7 separate regions of the Mus musculus genome follow, and all the other regions are linked to region 7. A link is a loop called in an ENCODE intact Hi-C map of the cell type or tissue named here. Cell type or tissue: heart. All regions are shown on one strand. Each heading gives the region's core, and the rest is flanking DNA. Links, peaks and the distances in the headings are about the cores only. Region 1 has its middle 11 kb from the start of Cldnd1. Region 2 holds the start of Cpox (coproporphyrinogen oxidase). Region 3 has its middle 7.6 kb from the start of Ftdc1. Region 4 holds the start of Cldnd1 (claudin domain containing 1). Region 5 overlaps Dcbld2 (discoidin, CUB and LCCL domain containing 2). Region 6 holds the start of Dcbld2 (discoidin, CUB and LCCL domain containing 2). Region 7 holds the start of St3gal6 (ST3 beta-galactoside alpha-2,3-sialyltransferase 6).

What was found. A loop is a pair of places that touch in the nucleus more often than their neighbours do. Peaks named below come from ENCODE experiments on the same cell type or tissue, not always from the same donor. Only the 100,000 strongest peaks of a DNase experiment are listed, where the experiment ranks them.
Region 1: a loop joins it to region 7, with 2.1 times the contacts of the local background. A loop is called at or near these places in 5 of 42 quality-filtered maps.
Region 2: it touches region 7 in a loop (1.9-fold over the local background); 4 of 42 quality-filtered maps call a loop at or near these places.
Region 3: it touches region 7 in a loop (2.1-fold over the local background); 17 of 42 quality-filtered maps call a loop at or near these places.
Region 4: it touches region 7 in a loop (2.4-fold over the local background); 5 of 42 quality-filtered maps call a loop at or near these places.
Region 5: it touches region 7 in a loop (4-fold over the local background); 17 of 42 quality-filtered maps call a loop at or near these places.
Region 6: it touches region 7 in a loop (2.9-fold over the local background); 3 of 42 quality-filtered maps call a loop at or near these places.

The regions. Positions count from the first base shown.
Region 1 is chr16:58,736,565-58,741,059 of GRCm38, reverse strand. No RefSeq gene overlaps it. Among named protein-coding and RNA genes, the nearest start is that of Cldnd1, 11 kb to the right of the region's middle. In heart, for the core only: a CTCF peak has its summit at 2,636; no DNase peak of the experiment used is centred there.
Region 2 is chr16:58,668,428-58,672,922 of GRCm38, reverse strand. It overlaps Cpox (coproporphyrinogen oxidase), which reads right to left and starts at 2,715. Exons shown (of 7, transcript NM_007757.2): 1 at 1,973-2,715; 2 at 252-395. The coding sequence starts at 2,495. In heart, for the core only: a CTCF peak has its summit at 2,496 (motif pointing right); a DNase peak (open chromatin) is centred at 2,562; H3K4me3 peaks cover 3,239 bases; H3K27ac peaks cover 3,840 bases.
Region 3 is chr16:58,622,293-58,626,787 of GRCm38, reverse strand. No RefSeq gene overlaps it. Among named protein-coding and RNA genes, the nearest start is that of Ftdc1, 7.6 kb to the right of the region's middle. In heart, for the core only: a CTCF peak has its summit at 2,562; no DNase peak of the experiment used is centred there; H3K27ac peaks cover 97 bases.
Region 4 is chr16:58,725,345-58,729,839 of GRCm38, reverse strand. Cldnd1 (claudin domain containing 1) reads right to left here and starts at 1,930. Exons shown (of 6, transcript NM_171826.3): 1 at 1,756-1,930; 2 at 617-667; 3 at 93-402. The coding sequence starts at 384. In heart, for the core only: no CTCF peak of the experiment used is centred there; a DNase peak (open chromatin) is centred at 1,889; H3K4me3 peaks cover 1,971 bases; H3K27ac peaks cover 1,324 bases.
Region 5 is chr16:58,458,129-58,462,623 of GRCm38, reverse strand. Dcbld2 (discoidin, CUB and LCCL domain containing 2) reads right to left here. Exons shown (of 16, transcript NM_028523.3): 13 at 1,576-1,669. Among named protein-coding and RNA genes, the nearest start is that of Gm33475, 16 kb to the left of the region's middle. In heart, for the core only: a CTCF peak has its summit at 588 (motif pointing left); DNase peaks (open chromatin) are centred at 2,053 and 2,483; H3K4me3 peaks cover 556 bases; H3K27ac peaks cover 3,154 bases.
Region 6 is chr16:58,405,792-58,410,286 of GRCm38, reverse strand. It overlaps Dcbld2 (discoidin, CUB and LCCL domain containing 2), which reads right to left and starts at 1,752. Exons shown (of 16, transcript NM_028523.3): 1 at 1,336-1,752. The coding sequence starts at 1,531. 4930461C15Rik (a long non-coding RNA gene) reads left to right here and starts at 1,756. Exons shown (of 4, transcript XR_384912.2): 1 at 1,756-2,115; 2 at 4,213-4,495. In heart, for the core only: no CTCF peak of the experiment used is centred there; a DNase peak (open chromatin) is centred at 1,936; H3K4me3 peaks cover 2,387 bases; H3K27ac peaks cover 2,382 bases.
Region 7 is chr16:58,521,819-58,526,313 of GRCm38, reverse strand. St3gal6 (ST3 beta-galactoside alpha-2,3-sialyltransferase 6) reads left to right here and starts at 2,888. Exons shown (of 11, transcript NM_018784.3): 1 at 2,888-3,238. In heart, for the core only: no CTCF peak of the experiment used is centred there; DNase peaks (open chromatin) are centred at 1,643, 2,123 and 2,823; H3K4me3 peaks cover 2,308 bases; H3K27ac peaks cover 2,714 bases.

The sequences.
Region 1 (4,495 bases), core at 355-4,354, 210 kb before region 7:
GTGCCATCTTGTGACCAGAGGACAAGCCTTACCAAACACTAAACTTGCTGGGTTTTTGGTGTTAAACTCTTAGCCTCCCAAACTGTACGAATAAATTATTTACCTGCTACATGAGTTCTATCCCGGCAGAGTTTTGGAGTTGTTGGGCTTTAATTACAAACTGGTAGTTAGCACAAGCACCGAAAGGCCAAAAGTCTCATCCTAGCACGGTCCTGTTTGAGCCAAAGAATAAAAATGTAAGCTAGAAAGCAGAAATTATTCTATTTTGAGACATGTGAATGGACAAAATACCTGAGTATTTTGAGCCCTGTTTATTTTGAGGTAAACCTTTCTTAGAAACCAAGGGCTCTTCTCAACCTTGGGTTGGAGTACAGCCATGGGGTACACAGCAGCTCGGAATATTGCAAGCATTGTGGTCTGACTTGCAAACCAGTCAAAGGCTACTTCCTTCCCTGCTTGTGTAGGCCTCCATTTAACAGTTAGCCTTTATAGGGATCCTGTATTTCAGGATCTGTACTAAGCCCTCTGCACATTATAACTTATTTAACACTCACAATACTGACACACAGGCTAACTTTTATTTATTCCATAGCTAATCCATCCTGTTTCTGCCATGTGGGGAGATTAACTTCATTTCATGACCTTTCCTTTCAAGTTCTAGCAAAGAGTATGAATTTGATAAAGTAGACATTACTCAAAACATTCACCTTCTTGACAGAGACCTAATCACCCCCAACTACAGCCCTACTACAGAAATTAGTATCCCTCATTTTCAATGTTTTCTTTCCTTTTAGTTACCAGCAATGAGGCAAGAGGGTGGGGGTAAATAGGAAGACAATTTCTTATAAACAGGTACAATTTAATGTTACTTTGCCTAATTTTTAAACCAAACTTGATCACAGGTATGTATAAGGGCACAATATGGTATACGTAGCACCTGGAGTTATATTTCAGGAACTGATTGGAGAGGTCTTGGGACCCTGGGGAGGCTTTAACTTAGAACAGGAGCGAAAGCAAGCAGGTCTTCTCCTTCCTGTTTAGACACCCACCCCTGGGAGAGCACTAGGTAGAGACACGTCCCACCCATGTCCCAAAGCAGTTGATGCAGGTCTTAAAGGCCAACAGGCCATTTCTCAGCCCAGAGAGACTCAACACTTGACTGGTCACCAAAGTCAACCTGAGCCAATGGATCTTGAGTTCACTGTCTCCCATTAGGGAATAAGGATGTGGAGACACAAGCTTTATCAAGGAGAATGAAGGAATGGAGAGAAATACCCACGAGTTGAGAAGGGTCCCCAAATGGGAGAACTATGGTAATCCTGGAGGAAGGGACTAAAGAGGCTGTAACTGTGCTTTTATAAGGCTTATGCAAGACATGAGACAACAACTGAGGTCATTTCTATAAACTGCTTACTTCTCTGAGCTTTTCTTGGGCCAAGAAAGTTAGGAAGTCACACACTCTGTGCATTTTCTTCTGATGCAACCAAGAAGCTGATCAGACACTCAGGGCTCGTGCATTGCTCGTCCCATTGAAGGTAGCTGAAGTGCCCCTTCTGTCCCACTCTGACTTCTGCTCTATCATCTGATGGCTGCTAATATCAGCTGTGCTGATGTTACTGCCAGCATTCCAGTTGTCTCACTAGCTGTTAATCAAATTACATTCATTGTTCTCAGATTCATGCAGCCAGCTTAGAGTTTCAGCACTGGAGGGAATGGAGTCCTGACACAGCTTCCAAGAGGGAGCTGGAGTATTCCTTAATGATCTCTTCTTTAGCTCCTTTATGGGGTAGTCTGGGAAGCTGGACTAGGTGGAGCCTTTTTAGAAATTGTCTTAGTTAGGGTTTTACTGCTGTGAGCAGACACCATGACAAGGCAACTCTTACAAAGGACAACATTTAATTGGGGCTGGCTTACAGGTTCAGAGGGTCAGTCCATTATCATCAAGGTGGGTATAGGGCACTATCCAGACAGGCATGGTGCAGGAGGAACTGAGAGTTCTACATCTTCATCTGAAGTCTGAGAGTCTTAAAGCTCACACCCACAGTGCCACGCCCACTCCAAAAAGGCCACACCTATTTGAACAGGGACACCCCTTCTAATGGTGCAACTCCCTGGGCCAGGCATATACAAACCATCACAGAGACTCCTTATTTACATTATGTTAAGTCTTGTTACAATTGGCTGTGTTAGAAGCAAGACCCTGTGAAAAAGACAGTAGAGCTTTGCTTATGCTTCTCAGGAGGGCTGGGGACAGGGGACAGTGAAAGCAGCCAGAACTGTTTCCACAGAACCTTGCTCAGCTTGGTTACCTCACATGCAAATGAAAGCCCTTTGGTTTCTCCTCCCAATCATTCCTGACAGACAGCACCCATGGTTTCAGTGCTAATCCTTTTAAGCCTAAGGTGTGGCAAATAGAAGCTGACCACAAAGGGTCAAATCGGTAGCTTCAGACATAACTGGAAGCAGAGGGTGTACTTCCAGCAGGCACTACGCACGTTGCTTACCTTACTGTCTCTAACAACCTTAGAATAAAACATACATAATTTTATTTCTTAATTTTTATTATAACTACTTTATTTTAAATTTTTATAGTTTTAATTATGTGTGTAAAGTTGTGCAGATTGAGTGCAGTGCCTGTAGAATCCAGAAGAGGGTGTGTGATCCCCTGAAACAGATGTTAGAAGCAGTTGTGAGTCTGCCAATATGGGTCCTGGGAACAGACCTAGGGTGTACGTGTTCCTAACCACCGAGCTATCTCTCCAGCCCTTGATTTCTTACTTTTAAATAGTTTTCTACCAGAGTTGCCTGATGGATTCACTTCTTAAAGTTTGAAAAAATTATAATGACCTAAACACTTCCAAATCAACTAGATTGGATTGTCTAGAACAACAGCAACTTCTATAAAATTATGTGTATGCAAGTGTATTTGTGTGGGGGTGTATGCATGTGGGTGAAGCTGGCTATGGAGGCCAGAAGAAAGTGTTGGATCCCCTAGAACTGGAGTTAGAGGCAGATGTGTCTTCTGGCATGTGTGTTCCAAGCTCAGATCCTCTGAAAGAACAGTACACAATTGGAACTTCTAAGCTCTCTCTGCCAGCCCCCACCCCCCACCCCCGCCTCCAAAGTTATCTAGAAAGCTATAATGTACAATCTAGGCAGAGAACAACTTTATAAGCTCTGGTAGCTCATACTGCAACTAGTCATAATTAACATTTCGAGTGACTACTTTACGATGGGCAATTTACATAATCGTCACTTCAACTCTCAAACAGGTATGTTAGTCATACAACATCACAGGTGTGAAAAGTGGGGCTTACACAGGCTGAGACAGACAAACGACTATGTGTATCATTCTGTCTCCTGCGCTGGATACTTCACCCTACACCAGGCTGTTCCAGGGGATACCCTGGTCCAGCGATTGTTCCTATAAAATGTATTCTTTCTTCCACGGGGTCATACACACTCAAAGAGCTCATCCCAGCATTCCTTAAGGATCATTTACATTCCTTCCATGGGACTTGAGAAGAATACATTTCATGAGTGTTATGGAGAAATAAGGCAATATTCTGAGATGACTATACCTGTCAAAAGTTAAGTCAGTCTAACTCCTTTGAATAAATAAGCTGTGAGTTTTTGAACAGGCATCTTGATTCATTTTGAGATTGAACCAGCAAAAGCAGAATCTATGGAACAAACAATGGACCACAAAAGCAGAGAGCATGGGAGTCACAGATGTTTATGAACATATGACAAGCCAAGACAAACAGAACAGAAGGCTGGATGGTTGGGAAGAGTCCAAAAGCTGCAAGACAGGTGGCCTGAAGTTCACACCCTGAGCCACCAACACTGAGTCAGTCGATAAAAGGCGACCAAATTATTCAGTAATGCAAACAACTTTAAAATGTGAACACAAAACAAACAGACTCTATTTTGAATTTCTAAACCTCTTCTAAGATATAGTAATACAAGCTGGATCTTGCTTTACAGACGTTTGCCTAAAGTATGTAAGTGTTTATATGTCAGAAAAAATCTAACTCACTTAACAGTAAAAAATAAATCTGATTCTGAGAGTAATTATTATGGTAACTTCTCTAGGGTAAATAGCCACTGTTGTTACCGTGTTTGGAATGCAAATTCTCACATAATGAATATATAGGACACTGGCACTTAACTGCAATTTGACCCAAGAGAAAATCATCTCATTAGCGCCGGTGAATGAAGGAAAAGAATTTCTGCATATAAACGTGTGTCCTTGTTTCATTATTTTTCTGAGTCATGATTCTCTCGTGAGGGTTGAAAGGAGGACAAAAGACACTGCCCATGTGTCAAGGGCTATGCAGCATCCTGCCTGTAAAAATACCAGTTTGTACCTTCAAGGGCTACTTAGCTAGAAAGTTCCAAAACTTGAAAATTTAAAGAAGTTTGCATTTGAATTGAAAGTTTACAGGAAGATTAAGCATTGAAATGCCTTCACATTATCTTTTAGTCAATTAGT
Region 2 (4,495 bases), core at 354-4,353, 150 kb before region 7:
TTTCCCCCTTGATCACTAATTGAGAAAATGCCTTACAGCTGGATCTCATGGAGGCACTTCCCCAACTGAAGCTCCTTTCTCTGGGATAACTCCAGCCTGTGTCAAGTTGACACACAAAACCAGCCAGTACACTGGGCATACACATCCAAGGGTAGTTCCAGAAAATAAATAAATAAATAAATAAATAAATAGCGCTATTTTTAAGTAAAACTGGTGGGAAAAGAGTTGGCAGGGAGAGTTATCGGACTTACTATCTTTCGTCTTCAGAGTTTTGCCTCTGCCTCTCATTTGGTTCGCTGCTTCCTCAGAAAGATTCCCATGAACGACGGAAATGCTCACCCCGGCCTTTTCAAACACACGCCCGTCCTGAAGCACACAGGTGATGCCACCTCCTCCTGTCCATAGAAACAGAAAGCCAGAGGATAGAGCACCGTCATATGGGAGACAACTCTCCCATGAACGTGGCGACATGAGATGCCTGCTTCCTCCCCTACTTCCTGAACCATCTACGACAGCATATATATTTTCTATGTGTGATAAGTTGGCCTAGCTTTGTGTCTTAAGCTCCTTATTCTAGGAAAACATTGCATCCAGATACAAACCACTGAAATGGCTGCTTCTTCTGTGTTCTCGTGCCATGGCCTAACAACTCCAAGGAACTTTCTCCAGATATCACCAGAAAGAATCCGTTTGTTATTCACAAGACAGAAAGCTAATGTTACAGGCAGGAATGGGTTTACCGAATGGTGTTTTACTTTCACTGAATACAAGAACTCCGTATTCCTTCACATTTTTCGACTCTCAATTTTACCCTATTACCTTTAATTTTTATATGCAATTCAAAAACATAGCTATTCAAACTCTTAAGGGGTTCAGAGTTTAAAATTAAGTAAAATTTTATGTGTGTGTGTATATATGTGTGTTTAATAGGTTTTTTTTTTTTCTTTAAGGCAACAGGTCACCGTAGAGTCATTGTTCTCAAAGACTAATGTCTGAGTTGTTTTATTTCTAAGAAGCAGGGCACCATATTCAAGATCACACCACCGGAGTGATTTAAGTGCTGACCATGTTTCTGACATTCTGAGTTCTCGGCATATATTCATTAACTATGAAACAGAGGTGGAAAACAGTAACTTCCAAAGGTTACACAAAGCTGGCTATCTAGTGTTTGAGATTGTGTCTGGGTCGGTCAGTGACTTTTACCCTAAAACATTACAAGATGAAAAACCATGAAAATCAGACTGACTCCCATTTAATATAGACGTGGTAGCATCATAACTCACAATGGATTGATGATATACTGTTGTATTTCCAGCTTGGAAAAAGTCAGAAATCCTCAAGTTTAAAATTAAGGCGGGAGGGGAGAACAGGGAAGGACTACTCTGTTTGGAACAACATGGCCACCAATACATGACTCAACATGAATGGCATTCTAAGGAATCCTTCAAGAAATTTGATGATGCAATTTAGTAAGAACTACTGGAAGACTAATCAAATATTCCTTATATAACCCGCCAAAAAACAGTAGGGAGACTCTTGACATAGGGAATCTAGCAGACATAAAGGATCAGTGTTTCTTCTGCCTCTAATAGGGCAGGGACAAATGCACCCAGATGGATAAATAAAAAATGTGTGTGTTGGGGGGGGGGGGGGGGGGAGACGTGTTCAGTAACAAACTGAACATGAAAGCTTCACTTTGCTGCCTGCAGATGTTCTTTAACAAACCTATAGAAAAAAAAGTGCAACTATGAATTGCCAATATTTTCAAGTGACTTGTCCTACATTGTTGGCACCTCTGGGTCCACATCTGCAAGTAGAAAGCGAATGGCTCTCTCAATGTCAGTCATTCAAGTCTGTCCCTTCTGACAGATCACCCCCCACCCCCACCCCCCTGTAAAAACTGTTCTACTTTAAATCCCCAATCCTAAACTGCAACTGGTGCCCAACCAAGAAACAGGAGCTCTCTCCTCACCTTCTTTCCTCTCCCACCGGTCCACAGTGAAGTCGGCAACGCCATCTACCTGCGCCAGTGCCCGACACACCTGAGCCTGGGTCTCCATAATCATCAGCTCCATCTTGGTCTTCATGTCCTCCGGCCTCCTCCGCAGCTCCCGCAGCTCGGTCACCGGCGAGGACATGAAGGTGCTGCAGCGGCGGGCCAGCTCGTCCCCGTCCTCCTCCCGCCGTCCAGGTGAGGGGCTCCGCGCCCCCGAGCTCTTGGGCACCATCTCCGCCCGCTGCACGTGCCCAAAGGCGGCGGCTGCCAGCCCTGCCAACCCCGCCAGCGTCGCGGCCAGCCGGGTCCCCAGCCCGGACCCGCCTCTAGCCCAGGGGCCGTAGCCCAGCCCGCGGCGAGGCTGGGGACCAGCCGTGCCAGGCAGCTGGCAGACGCGGGCGGACGCGCAGCGCGGGGACGCGGCGCGCAGCTGAGCATAGTCGCCCAGCACCGCTCGCCACCAGGGGTCCGAACCCAGGCGGCCCAGCCGCAAGGCCATCTCCCGCCGGGACTGGGCAAATCCGATCCTGCAGACCCACCGGAGCTCCCAGGGTCCTGAGACCCAGACTCCCCAGCACTGCTACGTGGAGTTCGGAAGAGCTGCTGCGAGTGTAGGTCGCAGGCTGCTGGCGGGAGCCGAGGAGGCTGCTGGGAACTGTAGTCCCGTCCTATCGCCTCCTGCACTCGCCTGACCGCTCCCGGAAAGAGCAGATAAGACTGCACCCTGCGCACAGAGGTGGGTCCTGCTGCTCGCACGCGGGCCTCCTGTGCTGCCAGAGGACTGTGGAGGTGCTTGGACTGATAAGATAGGCGCTTTAGTCACGTACACCTTGGATTGCCCTGCTCGCTCACCCACAGTGAGCAAAAGTGGGGTTAGAAGGCTGACGACAAACGGGCAGAAATAACAACTCGGAGACACACCCCTTGTCTTCGTCCTGGCTGTGGGTCTGGAGGATGCACCCTTGTCCCTGTGCTTGGCTTACCCAAAGAGTTCAGGGTAGTGGGCTCCTGAGTAGATCCAGAGAAAATATTCGCACTCCGGTTTACTATCCTGGATCTCTGTTCTTCCCCATAGCCCTACCCGTTGAAAATATGAGGACAGAAGCTCACACATTTAATAGTTTTGTTCCAAGCATATATCATTGCCAGCATTATTTTATAGTATCAGAAGGGCTCATTTGCCCTTTAACTATCCTTGATGATTCTAATTTCTACTAACAAATAATAATCGAGGCCACTGGTTATTCTTTCACAAGCTTCCATTCTGGCTGTAGCAGGAATTGGAGCTCAGTGGGTATGGTTCTGACCGATATGTTCACTCCCCTGCTTCTTACACAAATGCAACCACAAACTACCTGGAGCAGCATGCGTGCTCAGGCCTGGCAGATGTGGCAGGCAAATGAATTCACGAGAAGTGACAAAGCTTGCAGAGGAGAGAAACCCTTAACTTTTAGCTGTAGTGTGCCCTGGCTGGAGGCCGACTTGGAAGAGAAGGAAAGATAAGAATTATCTTTTGGAAGGTTGCCTGGGTCTGGCTGGGCCTCCTGGTGATAAATGAAGCTCTTTAACGAAAAGGAATCTCTCTAATTTTCTGTAAGAAACTTCTCCTTTATGATCCTGCTCTGCTAATGTGAAGCTAGCCAAGAATAAGCCAAATGGGAAATTCAGGAGACTTGCCCAGACAAATAACTAATTGTGTACTTACCCTGAACAAATTGTGTACTAGCTTCCAGCCTGTTTGGATGTCTCTCTCTCCTGTTCTCTGATTCCACCTTAATCTTAATGTACAGTGCTTACTGGAATCCTTAAAAACAAACAAACAAACAAACGGATTTGTATGAGAAAAAAATAAAAGCCACCATCTTCCTAGAAGGGCATAGTGGCACACATATTTAATCCCAGCACTCAGAATGCAGAGTCAGGTAGACCTATATGAATTTGAGGCCACCCTTGTCTACTTAAAGACTTTCAGGATGGCCAGGGCGACATAGTAAGACCCTGTCTCAAAAGAAACAAAACCAGTCACACACACACACACACACACACACACACACACACACACACACACCTCTTCCTGGTAAATTACTCCCAAGTCCTATTTGTAGTATATGAAGATGTTCCCTCTATAAGCAATTTGATGCATCCAAAAGCTGCCTTGGACAAATAAGAAGTCAGTAAGTTGTAAACAGAAGCTATGCAGTAGGGGTGCTCGTCTGCGTGTAAAATTGGCTCTCTATTGTGTACTATGATTTCATTCTCTGTGTAACCCCACAAGCCAGGACATTCTGATGAGCTGTATGCTATCTCACTAGGTACAAACATACAACTCATCTTCAAACTCCACATGCTTCTCCGAATCCTTGCTAATTTGATCCTTCCCCTGTTAAAAATAATGAATTTTATGCCCTGATATCAGTGTATTCATTTTCCCTTTTAAGAGAGAGTTTGATGAACCCACTTTATTTCTCTGGTATTTCTCTTTATTTCTATGCATGCACG
Region 3 (4,495 bases), core at 252-4,251, 100 kb before region 7:
TGTTTCCTGAGCAAGAAAGGATACTGCAAATTCTCTTTGCAAAGACACTTGAACCAGAGCATGCTCTCCCTAGCTCTCCAGCCTGCTGGCCCCTCCCCCATCCCTAGAGATAGTGGACTTGCCAGAGCCCAAAGTCCTTAATATAAAGATCCCTTCTCCCCTCTACCTTGTCTTAGTCTCCCTCTTTTTGTCTTACTTTGTCTCTGTCTCTCTACATAATAATACATCTGTGTTTGTTCTATGTGAACACATGTATACCCAAGATCACTCCTGGTTCTGCTTCCCTGACTAGAGAGAGAGAGAGAGAGAGAGAGAGAGAGAGAGTTAGAGAGATAAAGAGATGTATTTACCCTATTATCTTCTATAATTTCATTTAGGGTTGACTAGATTTTCACCCCTCAGTGTTGTCATTTTCCACTTCCTTCTTTCACTCTCATCCATGTTCCTTCTCCCTATCATTATTTTTTTTAAGATTTATTTATTATTATAAGTAAGTACACTGTATCTGTCTTCAGATACGCCAGAAGAGGGCATCAGATCTCATTACAGATGGTTGTGAGCCACCATGTGGTTGCTGGGATTTGAACTCAGGACCTTTGGAAGAACAGACACCAAGCCATCTTGCCAGCCCCGCCTATCATTCTGTTTTATAAACTGGCACATCAGTCTACTCCAGGGAGACACAGAAATAATACAGCTATGTACCTCTATGCACTGTGCATGAACTGAGCAACATACCAACAGTAGCCAAACACTAGAAGCTTACTTTCTAAGTGACAGGATTAATCAGTGAACATTGAAGACACTCTTATTCCCTAATGAACTGTGGACTGAAGAGCTAACATAAAGTTTGTATCTTTCACAATAAGCGCATTGTCCTGCACACAGTAAGTAGAATGGGGTAACTGACATTTGAACAGTGTTCTTGGGGGGACTGGTGACATTTAATTAAAAGCAGGGTAACAAACTACAATTTGTGCACAAGAAGACCAGAAATACCATCACAGCCGGAATAGATTTTTCAGTTATCTAGGTTTATAATTACTCAGGTGACTATCATGAAGGCCTCTAAAACAAAGAAAATAGGGGTTCCCATGAGAATCAGTAGCGCCTCTCTAAGAACACAACCATTTCATTAAATGGAATTCTACAGATAGCTAACACCTCTAGCTTAATAAACAATTGGCACTTTGAAAATTCACATTAGAACACGCAAATATGCAGCACGACTTGTGGTAGAGGCAGTTTCATCCCTACAATCGATTACTTCTCCCTTTAACAGCAGAACTTTAGGTTTCAATATGGACAAATGGTTTCCTCTCTGACATTGTTAATTTCCCTGTCTTTTGAAGCTTTTGACCAAACATGGAAGAATCTGTGTTGTGCCACTCCTGGATTTGACCATTAGAGGCACAGCAATCCTTTCCTCTGGCCTACTCTCTCCGACTAGGATACGGACAAAAGGTAAGGAATTAAATCAGACAGTGTGAACCCAGAAATGGAATCTGAAAGGCCATGCTGAAGATGACTAGTGGTTCAGTGAGCTACTGTAACTGTGGTGAAGGAAGTCTGCCTCTTGCAGAATGACCCACTCGTTCCTGGTCTACACAAAGGCTACAGACTTACATGATGACACCAAACATGTTGGAGCTGTAGGGACAGCCTCTTGTGCACCGTGTGGAAACATCACCTGCGAATAAAAAGCTGGTAACCAATGAACTGAGGCAGTATTAGAAGGTGGGACATCCAGCAGAGAGAGAGAGAGACAGAGACAGAGACAGAGACAGAGACAGAGACAGAGACAGAGACAGAGACAGAGACAGAGACTAACTCTGGGAAAGAGTGAGGCGCAGAAAGATTCTCTATCCAGACTCTGAGGAAGTTGAATATATGAAACAGAGGAGCGGTTACAAGCCACCATGTGGCAGACATAGAATAGTATAAATGGGTTAATATAAGTTACGATCTAGTCAGGGAACAAACCTAGAATATGGTCTAGCCATTCATTCATTAATAATAAACCTCCAAGTCATTATTCAAGAACAGGAGCTTGGGAGGAAAAGCTTGAGTTATATAGAACAAGGGAGAGCTTTCAATATACAAACTGAATTTCCTAGAACACCTAAAACTCAGTGGTGGGGCTGGAGAGATGGCTCAGTGTTTAAAAGCACTGACTGCTCTTCCAGAGGTCCTGAATTCAATTCCCAGCAACCACATGGTGGCTCACAACCCTCTGTAATGGGTATCTGATGCCCTCTTCTGGTGTGTCTGAAGACAGTGACAGTGTATCCACATACATGAAATGAAATAAATAAGTAAGTCTTTAAAAACAAAACAACTCAGTGACATTCATTGTACAGAGTTTTGTGACGAAAGCAAATTTAGGGTAATACTCACTATTCAGTGAATTACATGGAAATCACCTATCCTGTATGCTGATACAGCTGTGCATGTGCACCAGAACATCTGGCTCTGGCATAGGGAATACACTTTAAAAACAAAACAAACACAGATTTCCTGCTGAAATTCAGGAGTAGCCACAGCCATTGTGTAATGCTCTGGGTACCCATTAGAGGGCATACACCAACTAGTTTTCAAATCTTAATGGGACAGAATCACAGATTGTGTGTGTGTGTGTGTGTGTGTGTGTGTGTGTGTTTGCACACCAGCACACGCGCATGTATGCGTGCGTGTTTTAAGAAAATGGCACCAACTGAGGATGGGCAGGTGAACATTCATTTTAGTTCACTACATAAAAACATGATTCTGAAGTTGCCTCATACCGCCTAAACGTCACCCTGAACTTGGCTTGGCCACTTGTAAATTCAGGCAATTACTTTACTTCTCTATTATACCTAGGTTCTTTCATTCACCAGAAAAAAAAAAAAAGTTGCAGATAACACCTGTTTTTTATAGTCATGATGATTTTTAAATGAGTTCATTTAAAACATAGCACATAAAATGCATTGAAGATGTAATAAGGTTCATGGTCCACATGAGAAATTCAAGAGTTATAGAACACAAGCAGAAATCCCAGCATTAAGAAATCAATACAAGGAAATTTCAAAACACAAAGTTGAAAACCTCAATAACAGAATAAGTCAAGCAAGAAAATTAATTTCTAAGCTTCAGGAGAGGTCTTTAGTGTTGGGTTCTCAGGGCATGCAAATAATGAGGAAAGGACTACCAAGTCAGAAATAAATTTAAAAAAAAAAAAAACTACTTTATTCACCATGGGAAAATGCTTCTAATCTGTTAGGGTTATGGTCAGTCTCGGGAGTTGACACAATGACCTTGAAAGGGTGTGAGTAGTCCCTGTTTGAAGTGTAAACTCATGAGCATATGTTCAGGGGATAATAAAGAAAGAATTCGTAAATTGAGGGTTAGTTATTGAGCCCAGGGCATGGCAGATTGCAAAGTGTTGGTACAGGCTCAAGGCTATTCTAAGGCAGTGATCTTAACTCAACCTTTATGAACCTCACACAGGTCAGGAATTTTTACTACAACTAAAAAGAATGTAGGCCTTGAGGACATGCAGCAAGAAGGCAACGGTGGCAGACCAATGCCTGGAATTTCTCTGGGCTCTTCACTCCCCCCTCTAATTTGTAACTGAGTTAAATCCTTGATTTGTCAGTTTTCTCAAGGTCTCGGTCATTGGCCAAGAGGGTAAATGGGCTCTTAAGTTTATATTGTAATGCAGGCCTGGATAAAGTAGGTAAGGGGGTTTCTGAGGAAGGGCCCACAAGTCAGGGCAAGTAATAGAGAGAATAATAGTCCAGCCATTGCCAAGACTAGGTAGTTATCCAGGGAACCGTGAGAAGAGGGACTGAACTTAACTAGCAAACGCAGGGGTGGGGGTAGGAATAGGAGGGATAAGAAAAGGAGAGACCAATAAAACGTTAGGCTTTGGGTCTTTGGGGTGCTGAGGGGCTTTCAATCTGCTGTTCTTTTACCAAGACAGGTAGAGTGTAGTCAACTTATACATTTAAGATCAGTCAGAAATAAACATGCAGTGGCCACATACATTTAAAAAACAGACAGACAAAACTTTCCTTACTTCTTCTAGCTGTCATTTCAATAGAGGAACACCTTGTCACCTGCTGAATCCAATTCTCACAGGCGCAGAGGTTTTGTAGCAGGACTAGCCAGCAGCTTCCTTACCAGAGAAGCTGAGAGGCTGCCTGTGCCCCTTTTAAGAGAGGCTTGTGCAAGATCAAGCACCCCCTGGGAAAGGCTCCAAGGGCAGTACCACTTTATCAGTTTTCCTTGTTCCGATTTAACTGCTTTTTTTTTCTCTCCCCCCCAAAATCCTTGAAATGAGTTAAAACTAAGCTAAGGACTAAAAGGTCAACAGACGATGCTTTAACTGTTTACCCTCTAAATACAGAACACAGAGCAACAATCAAACACCTAAACAAACCAAACTATAGACACCGGGGCTGGAGAGATGGCTCAGTGGTTAAGAGCACTGACTGCTCTTCCAGAGGTCCAGAGT
Region 4 (4,495 bases), core at 313-4,312, 200 kb before region 7:
TAAAACAGATGCAGAAGACTTTCTTAGGGGAAGGAAGCACAGACAAGCTTGCACGTCACTGGGCCATCATTATTAGGACGTAAAGGACGTACCTGTCCTTTCCGGTGGCGCATACCAGTGAGTGTTTTTGGGTATGGTGATGCACCGTCTCCACAGCCCCAAGCTGCCGTTGTATCGGAACAGAACATCGTTGTAAGTCTTCTCATCCGCCTCGTCACCGAGGAAATCTTCCCAGGCGATTTTATTCGAGTCACTTGAATTCTCTTGAATGGGACTTCGATACTCATACCAGAAGTCCGTGCCTATGGAGGCCGCCATGTAGATGGTGGAAATCAGACTAAGCACACAAGCAATCACAAACGCAGTAGCAAAACGGTTATCCATTCTGGCATTCAGACTGCTCTGTTTTAAGTTAAAGAAAGAAAAGTCAGACCTCAAGAGCAAATCAGAATATGCTAAAAAGAAAAAAAAAGCCCCTTTACCCTACTCCCCATCCCTTCTTTCCATAACGCAATGCATTTATCGATGTAAAAAATTTACAAACAAAAGGGCAACAAATGTTAAGTTTAAAACAAAAGGCATTCTCATGAAAAGTACTTATTGAATGCTCACATACCCAAGATGCTACGGAGACAGAAGTCTTGTTCTCTAGTCTATCACCTGCATACTAAAACAGACAACACTGAAAAGGACATACACATTACAGGTACAAACAACAGACATGCCCATGGTCAGCAGTGCAGCGTGCACACCTTAAATGCAGAGTGGATTTTTACACAAGCTATAAACATGCTATGTGTTTTCAGGCTTGTGTGAGAAAAAAGACAGCAGAATAGGAAACGAAGACCCCCCAGCTTTTTTAGTGGGGAGGCTTACAATTATAAATAAGGGCAGAAGTGAGGTGTAAGTTGGAAATCAGAGTTGAAGGTGTTAACCCGAGGGGAAAGTTTAAATGTATGTCATAGCAAAGAGAGCAAAAACACCATGTTAGTTATCAATCTCCTTCAATTCAATTAAAGCTAAGCCAAGCCTCTTGACACAACCGGATTCTTCACTCCTTACTCTCCCCGCCCCCCATTCCATTACACACTTCTCAACCTCCCAAACTGTAATACTGCTCCGTATATCCTAAAATATAGCACAGATCCATAAAAACTAAATAATCCCTACTCGCAAACAGAAAAGTGACTTAGGCAAAATCTGAACACTCCCTAGGCGTGGACAGGGCTCCACGGCGGTAGTAAATGGCCGCGGTAAAATGACTCAAGGCAAGATCACGCTGAGTCAAACCCTGCCAAATGTATGCACACCGTGACAGCACCAAACCCCTCGTCTCAAGCACCCGTGAAAACAGGCTTACAAACTGGGGAGCGGAGTTTGGAAAATGGGGAGTGACTGGGGAAAAGACCGGGGCGACTACAGTCATCAATAGCCCAGCAAGTGCGATTTGTATTCTGATTCTCAAAATTCTCGTCCATCCTGGTGCTCTCGGATGACCTTAAAGGCCGGGTTCTGGAAGCTGCGCCTAGCGCAGTCACCCTGGGCCGCACAGCAGGGCCTGGCATGGGCGGGCGGAGACCGGCAGGGCTGGGCGAGCGCCCTGGGTACCCGAACCCAGCCAGCCCCGGCCCCTTGGCCCGGAGCCCCGCCCCTCCCCGCCCCGCCTGCCGCTCCAGCCCCCGGGCCTGGCCGCGCCAGCAAGGAGCCCTTTCCCCAGGTCGCGAGCCGAGCCGGCCCGCGACCCCGCGAACTCACCGCCCATCCTCTCACTCCACCGGCTTCGCCCTCCAGCTCCGACCACAGCACCCTACTCTCCCCGCGCCTCCTCTGACGTACTTCCCTGCAGAGCCCGCCCCCTCCATAACTCCCGCGCCTCCGCCTCCACCTCCACCCCAGGCCGGGCCAAAGCGGCCCTGGGCCGAGGGGCCTTGTGGGACTTGTAGGAATACTGGAGGAGAAGGGGCTAGAGCCAGAGGAGAGCATGCCTGACGACGCGCGAGGAATTGTGGGGAATGTAGTTCTCTCCGAAGAAAGAACTCTGAAGATCAGTGAGGAAAGCTGAAGTCTTAACTGCGGGATTGTTACACCTCAAAAAAGGAGGGACCAAGCTCCAGAAAGTGATGGGGGAGGATCTTTGGTCAACCATAGTCAAAGGCTTTGATTTAGCCGAGATCTAACGTCGAGTCTTCTGTTTTCCCTACGATAACACCCTACCTCTAAAAATCAGTACTACGGAGTTGATGAACTTTAATGGAACTCTACTCTTCAAATATCAACCCCCCTCCCATTTCCTACATCGTCCCTCCCATTTGAACAACGTGTTCTTCTGTTTTGTTTAAATGTAACTAAGGATCTAACTAAACTAGCATTATAACCTGATATAATTACGTTATTCTTGTTTGAAGAAATCTGTTATTTGCTCTCTACTGTAATCAAGTTCCCTGTTTGTTTCAGTTGTAAAAAACAAAACAAAAAAACAAAACAAAAAAAAAAACCCAACTTGTAAATCCGAAGGATACTAGATTTCAAAAATGTTACTTTAAAGTGTGAATGTAATATGAAATGGAATTTAGAGATCATTTTCAACAGAAAAAGTTGTGGGTAGCCTCGGAGACAGATGGCTGTGTGACATGGAAGCAATGGAATGATTCTAAGCCCTCAAATACTTCACAGGAATTTCTAAACAGGTAGAGAAGATTTTTTTTTTTTTTTTTAAGTTAGAAATCGTTTGCCTTTAGCTTGTGGTTCCGGTTCACCATCACAGGCTGTGTCTGGAAAAGGACTTCTGGCAGAGCCCAGTATCCACAAGGCATGACTAGATTTTCACGGATAGCATCAAATGAAAACGTAATTTGCCTCAGGTGTCATCTTGAAAGCTCGATGAGTGTGTAGAGTCGAATAGTGAATCCACAGTAAGACTTGTGAATGCACTTATGCAGCAGATGTCTTCATCCACCGGCCTTCATGAGACGTCTACTTCCTGAAGTAACTTGTGCAACCAATTCTGGTAAAGAGACATTTTTTAAGAAGAAAAGAAACAGCCTAAGTTTGTAGACAGAGAAACTGAAGCCCATGAAGATGAACTAACTTGGCAAACATCAACACTGAGGTTAGTAAACCAATCTTAAGACACTGGACAATTTACTTCATAATCTTTAAGATAAGATTGCCTTTGGTTTTCAATATATGGACTTTTGAAAATAGAATCTATAGATAAGAAAATGTAAAAAATGTCAGGCAGAGGACCTGAGGATTGTTAAGGAATCATTAAAGCATTATTTACAATTGAATGTCCAGTGTTTGAATAAGATCAGTAGAAGTAGCTTTTTACAACTCCCGATTGTCCCAGATGAAGAGGAGAAGCCTGTCATAAATAGTGGTAAGTGTTCTTGCACACCTCAGCTGGCTTCCGGACCTGTCTGCTAACTACCCAGCTGCTAGACTTGCCAGGAGGGCATTTCAATGTGTTTGTTTAGTCGTGTGCTCTGGAAGTTCTAAGTCCTGGGCTCACAGTACACTTAGTCGTCATGACACAGGAGGTACGAGGTTCTGGAGTCACTCTACAAAGGACAATGATGCCTTCACCTTCCAACAGCACAGAACACCCAGAAAACGCTCAGAACCCTGTTCACTCACAAGCTTAGGGTCAACATGGAAGTGTGTCCTTGGGGTTTTGGCCACCCTGAAAGCCACAGAACAGAAGACCTCAACTTCCTTCTCAAACACAGTCCCACAGACCACACATTCACATTTCTGAGTTATCTCTGTATCTTTGGTGTTTTCCAATTTTTATTTATGCTATGTTCTGTGGGTAGCAATCATCTGTAATCAATTTTTAGAGTTAAATGTTTACTCCTACTTTTTGCTGGGCTGCTAGTCTCATATGTATTATTAATGAACCAAGTAACTTAGCAACTATCACAGATTATGGGATATAGGCTTCAAACAGTGTTGAACTAGGCTTCTGGCTAAATTTTCTAAAGCTGATGTTTCTAGTGTTCAGAAGGAAAGTGTTGTAGTTATGGTGCACTATAAATGAGCCCAGTAACAGAAAAATCTATATGGTTAGATAATGCTCTTTCCACAATAATTACCTTCCCTCTCAGGTTCCCTAATATTCTTAAATACAATTCTTATTTAAAATGTTCACTGTTAACTTGTGTTAATCAAAATATAGCAACCTTGCATATTCATCTTAAATATTTGTTCTATTTTTCTTATAAACTTTGGTGATCAGAAAGGAAAATAGAAATAGTTTCTGAGTTCTAGCCAAAGGCTAAAATTGTGATCAAAATTGCTTTGTATCTGTCTACTATAGAACAATGGCTAACCTTGATTCAGAAAAAAAAAAGCAAATAAAAAATTGCATCTTAAAAAAATTTACAAATTGCATCTTAAAATAACTGTGGGGCATTCACCAGAAAAGACTGCTCAGACATGGGTTTAAACCAATAAAAAGACTTTATTAGCAGGCTGCTGACTACCCTGGGTGTTC
Region 5 (4,495 bases), core at 322-4,321, 64 kb after region 7:
AGGAAAAGGGGCTTGCAGTCAAACCTGAGGACCTGAGCTTGATTCCTTAGAACTCACAATGTGGAAGGAGAAACAGACTCTTGCAAGCCGTCCTCTAAACAAACGGAACATGGTATGTGTGGACCTATATACATAGCATATAGAGATCAAGATGTAAATCCCAGTATCCAGTGGGGAGGTGTTCATGAAATTCCACCCCTATCTGAGGAGCTGCTGATAATTAATAGCTACCTAAAGAGGGAGAATAATTACTTTTCTTCAAGGGTGTGGCTCCCAGTAGGTAGACCAGACTCCACTGGATGGCCACACACCACACACCCAAGCATATAAACAATAGGTTGAACAAGTAAAGACAACGTTGGATGGGTATGAAATTGGGGGGGGGGGTGGATCCTAGAGGAGTTTGGGTCAAGTTTGATCAAGATATAATTATGCAATCCTCAATTAATAAAAAAATATATTATAGGGCTAAAGAGATGGCTCAGCAGTTAAGAGTGCTAGTTGCTCTTCCAGATGTTCTGAGTTCAATTCCTAGTACCCACATAGTGGTTCACCACCATCTATAAAGGAATCTGATGCCCTCTTCTGGCCTGCAGGTGTACATGCAGCAGAGCACTCATAAAATCAATAAACAAATAAAAAGAAAAAAATGCTATTAAAAACAACAAACAAGAATTACTATTCACTCACTTACCAAACTAAAGGCCACCACTGATAGAATCATGAAAATCTATCCTAACTAAAGGTAGCGTTTACAGGCTACCAAGAAAGATTCTGCTTTATAAATAAGGATATACATAGCTTATGATCTGCTTATACTATCACAAGTGTATCTTTTACAACGTGCTCAATCTTGCCTGCTAGGATGGACAGATTTCCAGCTGCTAGAGTCTAGCACATGGGCCAACAGTTGGCATAAAGGAGCAGCCACATATTTAGATATACTATTTATTGAACAGTGAACAAATACGTCATCTTCTTTCTCCATCAAACCCATCCCTTCTGATGTTCTTTCAACCCACAGCATCGCTACTAGTCAGAAACCTCACATCACTCCAGGCTGCTGCTGCTTCCGTCACAGTCGTGCGTCCTGCTGACATTGCTGTCAAGCACATCCCTCTTGTAGAATCATGCTGTGGTACTTCTGTTTGACTAGACTGTTTCCAAGTTTATCCCGATGCCTCTTTCCTCCTCTTTTAGGCACCAGGACCATACTTTGTAAATCCTGTCACTTTCCAGTCATCGGATAATATAATCAGTCTGCTTAGCACTCAAGAATTTTCTAATCTATAAAATAAACCCTACATTTCTCTTTCTGACCCAAGCTCAGACAGCACCTCAGTAGTTATGTTGGTGGCTAGAGATCTGCCCATCCTAGCAGGCAAACAGCTTGAGCCCTTTGTGAAAGACACACTTGTGATAGTATGAGCAGATCATAAGCTATGTATCCTCTAGTTAGGATAGATTTGTATGATTCTATCAGTGGCCTTTAGTTTGGTAACTCTCCAGGTGAAATTTGCTTCCTATCCCCGCACCCCTCCCCCAGTCAATCATGTAAGCAAGCTGGGTACTGACCTGTTTCTCCAGTGCCAAGCACACACTAGAATGAGGATGAGTGTGGTGAGGGCCATGACCAGCACAGGGACCAGAACGGCAGCCAGTGCGACATCTGAAGCCATGAAACAGAACGACCACATTAAGAGCGAAGCAGACATCATGACAGAGAAGTCGAAAGCTCAACACTTTGTATCTCCAAGAATATCTTACACATCATTTATGAAACAAAGCTGGCCACAACTGGGAGACACAAGTGTTTACAGACTAGTGGACAGGTCACTCGGCATGCTGCTGGCTCATTCCACCTCCACCTCTGCACACGTTTAACTGCAGGGCTGTGGGTATAGGGGAAGACGGATGAGGGAGAAGGCCCACCAGAGCTCCTGTGCTCTGGGCGTGGAGGACGCAGGAGGACTGCCAGATGCTTTCCACTCGTCCCCGAGTGGGCATCTGGCTGTGTGAAGCCACTGACCCCATCCGGTGGGGGCTGGACAAGGGGCAGCCCCGTACCAGGTTCTCAGTCTCTGGCATCCCACGCTGGATATGGCAGAGGAGCTGAGAACAAAATAGGAGCACCAGGGCAGCACCAGGCCCCAGAGATATGGGAAGAGGGCAGAGGGAGAGAGGTTCCCATGCAGGAGAGAGTCCTTAGTCCAGGCCTTGATGAACAGACACAGTCTATGATTTTAGAGCTTTCTTGTAGAAAGGCAGGGGGAAAGAGAGAAGGTAGAAAGAGAGAGAGAGAGAGAGACTGGCCATGGACAAGAGGAGAGAAAGGGAAAAAGGAGAGAGAGAAAAGAAAGGCTAGAGTAAGAGGGAGAGAATGAGGTGGGGCCAAGCAGCTCCTCTTATAGTGGATTTGTTATCTTGCTGTTGCTAGGTAACTGAGAGGAGTCTAGCCTGAAGGTCAGAAGCTTGGGACATTGTGTATGTGACTACTAACCACACGCTTCTCTTGGCTGTGGGGGCAGTAACTTCGACAGGAGCCAGGGGTCCAGGAGACATGAGGGAAGGCCTTCTGTCCCATGTAGGTGAATTATCACCACTGGGTTTCACCAGAGTTCATGACCTCAGCTCGACTGGAAACCAGGCTGTTTGTGCATAGCCCATTGCCCCACATTTAACAGCAGTGTAGGGTTCTGTTTTGTTTTGTTCAGTTTTGGTTTTTTGAGACAGGGTGGTTTCTTTGTGCAGCTCAGGCTGTAGCCCAAGTTGGCCTCAAACTCACAGAGATCCACACACCTATCTCCTAGTGCTGGGATGAAAGGCATGTGCCACCACTGCCTGGCAAAAGCAGTATGCTTTAAATTACCAGAAGTCACCAAAATTTAAAAGACGAATGGTAAACTAGAAAGCATCTTATGTATATGTAGTAAAGTGTATATTGTAAGACATCACGGGCCAAAATGCATATTATAACAAGTCCACTGTCACCTAGAAACCCATCAAGACAATACAGGTCTACCTCAGCTGCAAAGAACTGTCAGGGAGAATGAAAACAAGATGCTACGCTTGCTAATCACACTGGCAGTCACTTGAAAGGAGAATTGAGAGTACAGCAAGAAACAGGTTTGCTGATGGACTATAAATAAATATAAATATATATTTCTGATGGGTATTTTGAGGCAGTATGTACAAGAATCTATTAAAGGCTACAAGTCTACACCAAGAATTTATTTGGGGAAAACATCAAGATATTGAAAGATACATCTTTAAAGATGCTCACTCCTCTTTCTGTAGAAGAGTAAAAACCAGAAGGACGCTGAGGATCCAGTGAGGAAAGGGGAACGTGAGCTGCGCTGTGCTTTTTACAGATGAGAGAAGCTACTAACTGAGAAGGACGTTTCCACAGCATGACAAGAGTTACAGATATGGCCAGGTAACAGTGCAGCCAAGCCCAGAAAGCCATGCTGGGGTTAGACCTTGAGTCCTATCGGTCTATCCACATCTCATCGCACTGAAAACGGTCTGTTCCAAGTTACTTGGAATAGTAATTCCTTTCTTTACCCCACAATGAGCCAGTGAGCAGAACAGGGGCAGAAAATGCTGACAGTCACGGAGGGCTCACAGGCAGGCGCTGTGCTGCCTAACCCACAGCATCTCCTTTACTACAACTGCATCCAAGAGAGGAAGCAGTGTATGACAGAAGAGAGCGACCGGGAGAGGGTGGATACAGCGTCAGGTAGATACTATCGGGCAAATGCATGGGTGCCAGGCTAGAGGGAGGGATTCAGCGTGGGCAGCACACACCACTCCCTTTACCAATGCCTGGGACAGAGGAGAGGGGCGTCGCAGGCTCCCCAAAGGGATTCTCCTCTTTATGGTTTCCACGTTGTAAAGGTGGAGGAGAAGCTGAGAGTGAGTGAAAGTCGCTTGGTCAAGTGTTTGAGAACGTGGGAGTGTTTATAAAGCGTTAGGAGAGAACACAGGAGCTCACTGGGGGCCAGAGTGCCATCACACATCTGACTGTGACAGGATTTTCTCCATGAAATTAAGTAGGGGAGGGAGAGGAAGAAGAGGAGGAGGGGGAGGAGAAATAAAATCATGACTGAGGCCAGGAAGCACTCAGAATCAGAAACAAATATGCATTTTCCTTCTTTCTTTTTTTCTTTCTTTCTTTTTTTTTTTTTTTTTTTTTTTACAGTGGCAGGAAACAACATAGGCTTTTATGGCTAGATTGATTAATCTCAGACATTCGGGATTAAGACAACTGCCTAGACTCGGGTGCTAGTAACGTAGCTGCCTTTGAAACACGAGGTCTTAAATTCAGTCTCCAGAATCCATGTTAAACACACACACACACACACACACACACACACACACACACACACACACACACAAGCCATGAGTGTTGGGAGTGTTAGGATGCTTTGGTCATCCCAGTATGATGGAGACAGAGACAGGCAGAATTAGAGGCTCAATGGCCAGCTAACATGGC
Region 6 (4,495 bases), core at 175-4,174, 120 kb after region 7:
AGATAATGTTGCATGTTACATCAGTCTGGGAATGACTACTCCAAAAGATAATGGTGTCCTATATAGCTGACTCTGTTACTCGAAGATTTGTTTTAAACATGACGTGAAATTCTAGATGTAAGCCATCTAGAAATGTTCAAACACAGTGGACTGCTTAAATGGTCATATTCCTTTCTACATTAAAATATGCTGTATTCCCTGTGCATCGGTTTCCCTCTGCTGGGAACGGGATAACTAACTCACCAAGCTGTGTGTTAAATGCACTGATTTACACAAACCACTTAGTCCCGGGCCTCCCACACACACTAAGCTTCTGTAGCCATATAAGTCTGTCTCCCCACCACGAGAAAGAAAAACACACACATAGATGCCAAAACTTCAGAGGCTTCCACACTCTAAAACAGTAAGCGCTGACTGAAATCTGCCTATTAGACCTCTAAACCTTAGGTTGCTCAGTTTAAATGTGACTATTAAAGAGGACAGTTTACGTTTTTCTCTTAGCGATTACCTCTCACACGTCCATCAAGGCTGCACCTTCCCAAGAGACAATCCCATGACCTTGAAGATATTCCTTACTGACAAAAAGTGCACACAGTGGGAAGCTGAACTGAGAAATGGAAAACGTATTTCAAGAAACTCTCCCTAGCAATTAGTAACAAGAAAAGCCATGGAAGAAATAAAGCCAAACAGAATGTGGTACGCTGCCCAAAGCAGCAACACTAAAAAGTTCAGTCCTGTATTCTCTTTCTATTGTTGATGATTTATCAACCAACAGTTGTTCCCGCTTCTGGAATGGGATTGTAGAAGGAAAAGAAGCTTTGTCACTTTCTGAGAAAGTTTGCGCTTTTGGTAGTGGACCGCTACTCTGGGCCACTTCTGTGTTTGATCAAGACAATCTACAAACCACGGTCCTCAGTAATGGGCAGGTGCTCTGAAGAACGAATTGCAAACGTAAGCAAGGCTCTAGAGAGCACTGCAATTTGCTTCATTCGCGTTAGAACCTGGGCGCTATCCCTAAGAACAGCAATCCCTGCCTGTCTTTAATAAGCTCAAGATGCTTTTTAATTTGCTCCCGACTCCGTCCATCAGTCCAGAAGGAGACAGCAAGGAGGCCTCCACGGCAGGGTCTCATACGTCCCTCTTTCACAGAAATGAATGGCTTTGCGGAAAAGTAAAGCGACACAAACTTGAGACACCGGGCGGCACCACCACCCCGCCCCGGTCCCCGCCACATCAGCCTCGCCAGTGTGGTGTCTCTGCATCTCTGGGTTCGTCGGCAGGTTCCTCCAACAGCCAAGAGCCTCAGGAGGCCGACCGGTGCGGGCCACCACTCACCTTGCTGGCCTCCAGCGTCCTGGAGCAGTAGGAGCAGCAGAAGGAGCAGTCGAGGCCTGGAGGAGGAGTTGCGGCCAGGAGGGAGGGGACAGCAGCCGGCGCTGGGCAGCGCGGCCCGGCCGGTGGCGGCGGGCGCGGCCGGGCCTCCGGGACCCTGGGGGCTGCGCGCGGCTCTCAGCGGCGCCCGGCTCGCCATCGCGGCGGCCGGCAATCCGCCCGCATAGTGCGCGCGCCGCGGAGCCCCGCGCGCCCGGGGCCCGCAGCACCCGGTGAGGACCGGGCGGCAGCGCAGCGCGCCTCGTCCCCTCCGCCCTGCTCCCCGCGCCCGCTTCACCGAGCTTCCCGCCCCGAGACCCCAGGCCGGAGCGCGGCGGATCGGAGGATAGCACCGGGGCCCGAGCTGGAACGCGCTCCCGCCGCGCTCGTAGACCGACCGTCTCTCGGGCGGGCCGGCCCCGCTCTCTCGCCCTCCCTCCCTCCCGCGCGCGCTGGCCACGCCTCCTCCTCATGCTGAGACCAATGAGCGGCCAGATCTGGTCCAGCTCCTTCCGTGCCGTCCAATCATCACGCCGTCTGCTCTGTCGACCTGTTAGCTCCTCTCCTAAAGCTCCACCGCCCCTCATCCGCGTCTGCCAATCGCCCTGGACCTCTGGGAGCGTCCCACCCGCCTCCCTCGATCCGGGTTCGCCCCCAAGCCGGGGCCGGGAGCGGTCCCCGCCCCGCTGAAGAGCCTGTAGTTTTTGGGACCACTGCCCAGAGAGAACCCGCCGAGACTCTCTGGTCAGTGACTTCCGGGACTTCCCCATCCCGCGCTCTCCAGCTTCCCAGAGCCTGCTTGCTCCTGGCTCCTCCCCCGTCGAACATCAGGCCACTGGAAGGGGTGGGATGGCTGGATGCTGGAAGATTTCAGCTGGGAGCTGTATTTAAGGGACTGTTTTTAAATAGCAGAGTATGTTTTTCTTAATTAAAACTGCAGTCAATTGCAGCAACATCTGCGGGTACAATTACAAATGTAGTGTTCAGTTTTTGCAAAGATAGCTTCTAGGACTTTGGAGAGGAAGTATAAAATAAGACCCGTGTTGCTGAGACTATTTAAGTCCACTATCTGTAAAATTGTGCTCAGAGAAGTCCCAGGAATTAGAGCCACTTTATAGATAATTTGCAGGTTTTGGAATGGGGAAGAAATGTCAGTACATCATGCACGTCAGAATGAAACAAGTACAAATTCAAATAATAGGCAATTTGATGGAGTTTTTGAGCAGGCAGTATGGCAGAAGAAAGAGCAGTCTTTAAAGAAGAATCCACAGAACTAGACAGTAGATTTATAAAGAGAAACCATCAGGGATATTTTTAATTAGGGACTCCCTAAAAAAAAAAAAAAAAGTATTGTACCTTTAACAAACAGGGACTTAGTAAGATAGAACAGTTTGCATAGCAAAGGAAGTAACTATAGAGCATCTGTATTACCTTTCAGTTTATGGTGGTTGATTTTTCACAGTATTGCTGCTGTGCCCTGTCCTGCTGATGACTGCCTTTAACAAGCCATAATTTCTGGCAGCTGGGTCTTCTCAACGCTAAGCAACGGATGCTGTACAGCAAACTGATACTGGCATAGGATGTCTACTACCTTGAGTGTATTAAATGTTCCCTTGACTTAACGTGTTCTCAAGTGATGGTGGGTTTATCAAATGTGACTCTTATCATAAGCTGAGAAGCACCTATACTGGGATGCAAAGCCAGAGAGATAGGCCATTGGTTAAGAGCCCTTGCTGACAATCCTTACGATCTGAGTTTGATCCTCAGAATTTACATGGTTGCTAGGAGAGAACTGGCTTCTGCAAGTCGTCCATGGTCCTCCAGATGTGCACTGTGGAACATCTCCCCTCCCACCCCCATACTAAATGAATGAATAAATAAATAAATAAATAAATAATAAAATACATGCCTTTTAAACAAAATAAATCGATATGGATATACAGCTAATAAATGAGGCTATAGAAAAGCAGGTTGTACAAATGTCAGTGTGAGAAGTATGTAGGAATTGGCTCTGGAACTCATGAATACATGTGAGAGTCCTAAACATGTAAAGCACTCACACCCGTGTTTCAGAAGAAAACCCAAATGCTGGAAAGGACTCTAGAAGCCATTTTTTTTCAAGTTTCTTGCATATTTCTCACACAATAAGCCCACCCCCCACCCCCACTCCCCAGTCATTGTATCTGCTAAACATCTATCGTGTAGCAAAGAAAGCACTACCAATATACGCCCTGGTCATACAAAGTTCAGTTAGAGAAGCTTACATTCTAGTGGAGAAGACAAACATTTTAAACAAATCCATCGTCACCAGTGCCAATTTGGAGGTGAGAACTAACAGAGCTAACTCTATGACCTACCCCAGCAAACAGCCAGTCCTAAGCCAAGGCTTCAAGTGATAGTCCCTGAGATGAAGCACCTCACATGTCGGATCACTCCTTCTGTATGACCACCTAGTGATAACCGTAGGCCACAAGGTGGACACAGCAAAGGGTTAGAAGCTGCTGGCTAGGATTCCTTCAGCTACATGGAACTGCACAAGAAGCAGAGTGAACTAGCTCAGGTATGGGAACCTTTCTAGAAAAGAAAGTGCTGGAGTTGTGGCTGTCCCCCCTCAGGGGAGTACAGCCTGAAAAGACTCCGAATTTCTTATAAGTAATTCCCCTATCACAAGAGAGAGGGGTGCTGTCATTTTCTCTCTGTTTTGGTATGCTAAGAGCTGTTAAAGTAGAGAATAAAGTGGTGAAGTGTTTCAGAGGACAGAACAGGGAAAAGAAGAGAGGGGGAAACCAGCGTCTGAAAAATGATGCTAGCCATCTGTCTTCGTACTCTTTTGCCTTTCAGCTTCCTGAGTTTCTTTTCTGGAGGTTTGGCTGGAGAGCAGCCCGGAGAACATTCCCCTACTGCCTGACCATGGGAAGTCATAGGAGGAGCACCGATGTGTGAGAATTGAGACACAGTGCTGCCCACCATGTCTCTCCACTTCTCATTATGGCTGTACAACCAGTTTCAGAAGGCTTCTGTGAGATAACGAAATGTTTCCTGGGAACCTTCCACCAAAGTCATATATCAGGCGTTCGAGTCTAGACCAGTCACTGCCCCAGGGCAGTCCAGGTTTACATTTACT
Region 7 (4,495 bases), core at 326-4,325:
AGAGTAAAAATGTCAATTATAGACTCAAATTCCCTTTTCATGTGTGAATCTTCAAACTGGCAAAATTATTACAGCAGATAAGTATACATGCATAAATATAGTTGAGACCTCAGTCTGATAGACTTTGGGAAAGTATGGTGCTCCCACTAAGACTGAAGTTTGCAAATGTAATAGCTTTCCCACATTATAGTCCTACTTGTAAGTCACAATACAGACAATTTATGCACTGTGGCTATTCTTTCTGAGAAGTACTTGCTCTTGGAACAAGTGCTCACAGGAGATAAGACCCCATGACAGCTAGATGATAGAACAGGCAGGATATTCACTTAAGCTGTGGAAGGGTTAAATGGAAATAGAATCAGCTTCTTCAGTCAGGCTCAGCCTTGAAGGAGACATTATTTAAAGCTGAATGACCCTCTGGGTGTTGGTGCTTGCCTTTAATCACAGCACTTGGGAGTCAGATGCAGGCAGATCTCTTGAGTTCAAGGCTAGCCTGGTCTAAACAAGAAACAACTCCACAAAACTGAAAAACCCAAGCTTTGAGAAGTGTTTAAGAAGCAAACTCTTAAAAGTTATTACTAAGTTAATGTGTTATAGAGTTAGCTTTTTGGGTATTTTCAGTCTGGGGTTGGTTGACTGTGATCTAACACAACTATTGTAGTGCGAGCACTCACATATGAGTTGGTTTCCTCTCTCAGAACACGTCTTCCATCAATGATGCTACAAAAAGCTGTGCTTGAATAGGATAGGTTTGCACAATCTACCTGGAGCTCCAGAAGAAATACCAGTTTCCTGATTCTTTCTTTAGACCAATGGTTCTCCACATTCCTAATGTTGTAAACCTCATGTTGTGGTGACCCTAACTATAAAAGTATTATTATTATTATTATTATTATTATTATTTATTTATTTATTTATTTATTTTGGGGTTGTTTTTTTGTTTTCAAGACAGGGTTTCTCTGTAAAGCCCTGGCTGTCCTGGAACTCACTCTGTAGACCAGGCTGGCCTCGAACCATAAAATTGTTTTTGTTGGTACGTCTTAACTGTAAATTTGCTACTATTGTGAATCATAATGTAAATAATTTTGGAGCTAGAGGTTTGTTGAAGGAGTCGGAGGAGTCCAAGGCAGGTGAGTAGGTTACAGCTAAACTTTGCAGAATATGCAAAGTCATGGTGGTTACCTAAGTGCAGCTCCTGTCCTCCTCCCTTAGCATATTTCTTTGCAGGATTAAAAAAAAATCTAGGCAGTGGGACTAGAGAGATGGCTCATTGGTTAGAGTCCTCTCTGCTCTTCCAGAGGTTCTGAGTTCAATTCCCAGCAACCACATGGTAAATCAATCTCTCTCTCTCTCTCTCTCTCTCTCTCTCTCTCTCTCTCTCTCTCTCTCACACACACACACACACACACACACACAATCTAGGAGGAGTATAGTGTATTCAGGTAGTATCAGCAGTTGGAAGGATGAGGCAGGAGGATTATCAAGAGTCAGAAGCCAGCTTCGGTTACACAGCAAGATAAAAAAAAACAAAACAAAACAACCTTGTATAAAAGCAACAACACAACAAAAGCAAAACGGAGGAGAATCTAGGAATGCCCCTCCCCATCGCACCACTACACAGATGGGTATCCAGGGACTTCAGAGTCTGAAAAAAGGGAACCGAGATTTCCATGCCAACCTAGATTACACAGGGAAGTGCGGTCAAAAACAAATCGAGCACACAAAACCTAGGAGGTCAGGAGGAATAAAGCAAAATGCGGGTTTCATTTTGAAGATCATGAAGAGAGCATGGGAGAACTCAGCAGAAACTCTAAAAGTTTGTGGTAGTTTTCCAGAAAATTTATCTAGATGGACAAATTCCAGGACTTTTTTTTTTTTTTTTTTGACTACCCTGGTGTTCCAAGAGCCAAGCATATAATTACAAAAGCTATGTGAGTTATGTCAAAGGTAATCTGTAGAAAGGGTAAGAATCGGAATGGTTTGAGCCCTTTCCATGTTTGGATTGGAAAAACAAGTGCAACTTCCTAGGGCTGTTGGTATAATTAAGGAAAATACTAGAAGGTCCATCACACGAGTGGGAGGACTTCGCTGCCACTTGACACACTGTCAGCTTTGAGTTACACCCAGCTCCTTTCCTCCCAGACAGTAGCGCTTCTCTCCCGGAGGTGGATGGAGGTCATTTGATTGCATGTGAGTATTTGACCAGACACTGATTTTTAAAAAGCATTCAGAGCTATGCAAGTCTGAGGGCTTTCTTAATACAAACTTTTTCCTAGTGAAGGCTACAGAAAGAAAGGATAGGGAGAGAGGGAGGGAAGAAGAAAGGAAGAAAAGGAAAGAAGAAACGAGGAAAGGAGTGAAGAAGTGCCCCTTTCATTCTTTCTGAGGTAACGTCTTTTTAAAATATAAGATGAACTATATATATGTCTACACCTACTCCGCTAACACTTTTGTCTTTGAAGAGCAGAGGCAGGAAATTGTGTAGCTTTGTGAACACCTCTCCCTTTCAGCTAGAGACCAAATTACCCACTGTGTCTGATGTCACAGACAGTCCAGGGTGAAACTAAACTCTGTTGCTTTCTGCCTCCCATAAGCGCCTGAAAGGAGAGCCCCTTACAGCCTCCCGCCTTTGCTCCCGCAGCTTTCCCAACAAACCGGGGCAGGATGGGAGTGTCTTCTTGGCTCTGGAAATCAATCCTCCTACCTTGTCCTGAAGCCACCCGCCGCCCTTTCCCGGCCCTCCCTTCGCAGTGATTTTCCTGTCGGGGACTCCCAGCGAGAGCAAGCGGCTGGTGACCGCCCCGCCCTAAAGGTAGGAGCCAGAGAGCACGGCTACCGCCCCGGGGGTCTCTGAGCCCACCGGCAGCCACCGGGCAGCACTTTTCGGCAGGAACTTGGGGGCGGCGGCCACCGAGCATCTGGCGCCAGCAATAAGGAGGAGCTTCCCGCGGCGTAGCACACAGCCGCCGGGGGACCCAGAGTCCGGCGCTGAGAGCTGTAAGGGGAACGTTGGCGGTCTCAGCCTCCGGGCCACACTGCGCCTCGCTCCGCTCTGCTCCTTCGCCACATCGGGGGTAGGGGTGGAGGGAAGGGATCGCGTTCTTGTCACCCCGCTAGCTCAGGCTTCCGCTCGCCGCCTGCTCGGGACCCGATGCTGCAGACGCCACGGGACAGACAGAAGCGCGCTGCGGAGAGCCCTGTGCATGCCTCTGCGGTGGCCGAGCTCGGGCCTCGGCAGGTAACTCTGCGGCTGGCCACGCTGCGGGTCTGCTTAGCTGGGGGTGCGGGGAAGACTGCGTTCCCCGACCCAGCATGGGATTTGGGATGCTGCCCAGGCACTCCGATTCTGCAACCGCTGCGGAGTAGGGAAGGGGACTCTGCGCGCTCTCAGACCCTTCGTCCTCTGCTAAATCACCGGAGCGATGAGGGAACCTTGGGGCCCTGAGATCCTCCAGGCAGCAGGGTGTGCGGGGTGACCAGCCAGGAGCTCTCCTGTAGGGTCCCAGAGCTGCTAGGGAGAACCCAGAGAGAGTGGTGCTCCGGGGCGCTAGGACTCTGCTCTCCTGGATCGCCCCCAATCTATGCAGTGGGAGACCCACAGGAGAGCATGGTTCCTCGATCACCATTATTTCTGAAAGGGTCTGTAAGCGAGGAAGGGTGAATGAGCCTGGAAGGTTCTTTTTTACCTTACTGAGTTTTCCAAGAAATCTTTCTTGGTACAATAAAACTAAACCTAACAAAAAGCCGAGACAGTTTGTTTGGACTGAAGGGCAACGGTGAGAAAACTGCAGTTTTGGCTGCTGTGAATTTTTAAGAGAAGAGAGAAGAAACTTGCTATTTTGCGGTCGTTGCCTAGGGAGCTCTCGTGGGCTTAGCCCCTTCCTTGCGCACTGTTATTTTGATTTAAAAGAAAAATCTATAAAAAGCGATTTCTAGAAAATAAAGAAACTCCAAGTGCCTTTTAGGGATCCTTAGAGGAAGCCAGGAGAAGGGCAGCCAGGGTGTGAAGAATTGTGTTTAAAGGTGATGGGACAGGAAGGACATGGTAGGTGCTAGCCTATTAGAAACCACGTAGATTTCAAATTCAGGAGTCAAGTTTGTTTTTAAGAGAAACACCTTAATGCCATGAATAGTGGATGGTTTAGAAAATAGCAGGTCCTTAATGGCTCCAGTGCCCTGACGTGCCGACCTTCAGGCTTCTTCAGTATGCCCTCAGATGGCCATGCCTCCCTATTAGGCTACCCTGACGATTTGACTTTCCCGGTCTTCAAATCCAGAATTTCCTTCCAGCTTCTAACCACGGAGCTATCTTTTTATCGACATGGTGATGTGAAATATTTGGGAAGCTCTGATCAATCAAGGCTTTAAGTGTCACAAAAGATTGCTTTTGAAAGCAAGATCAGAAAAATAAATAAATAAATAAAAATAATAATAATGCCTTAGATAGTTAGTTTGACTTTGAATAAGGTTATCTGTTTCAGAGGCACCTTAGATA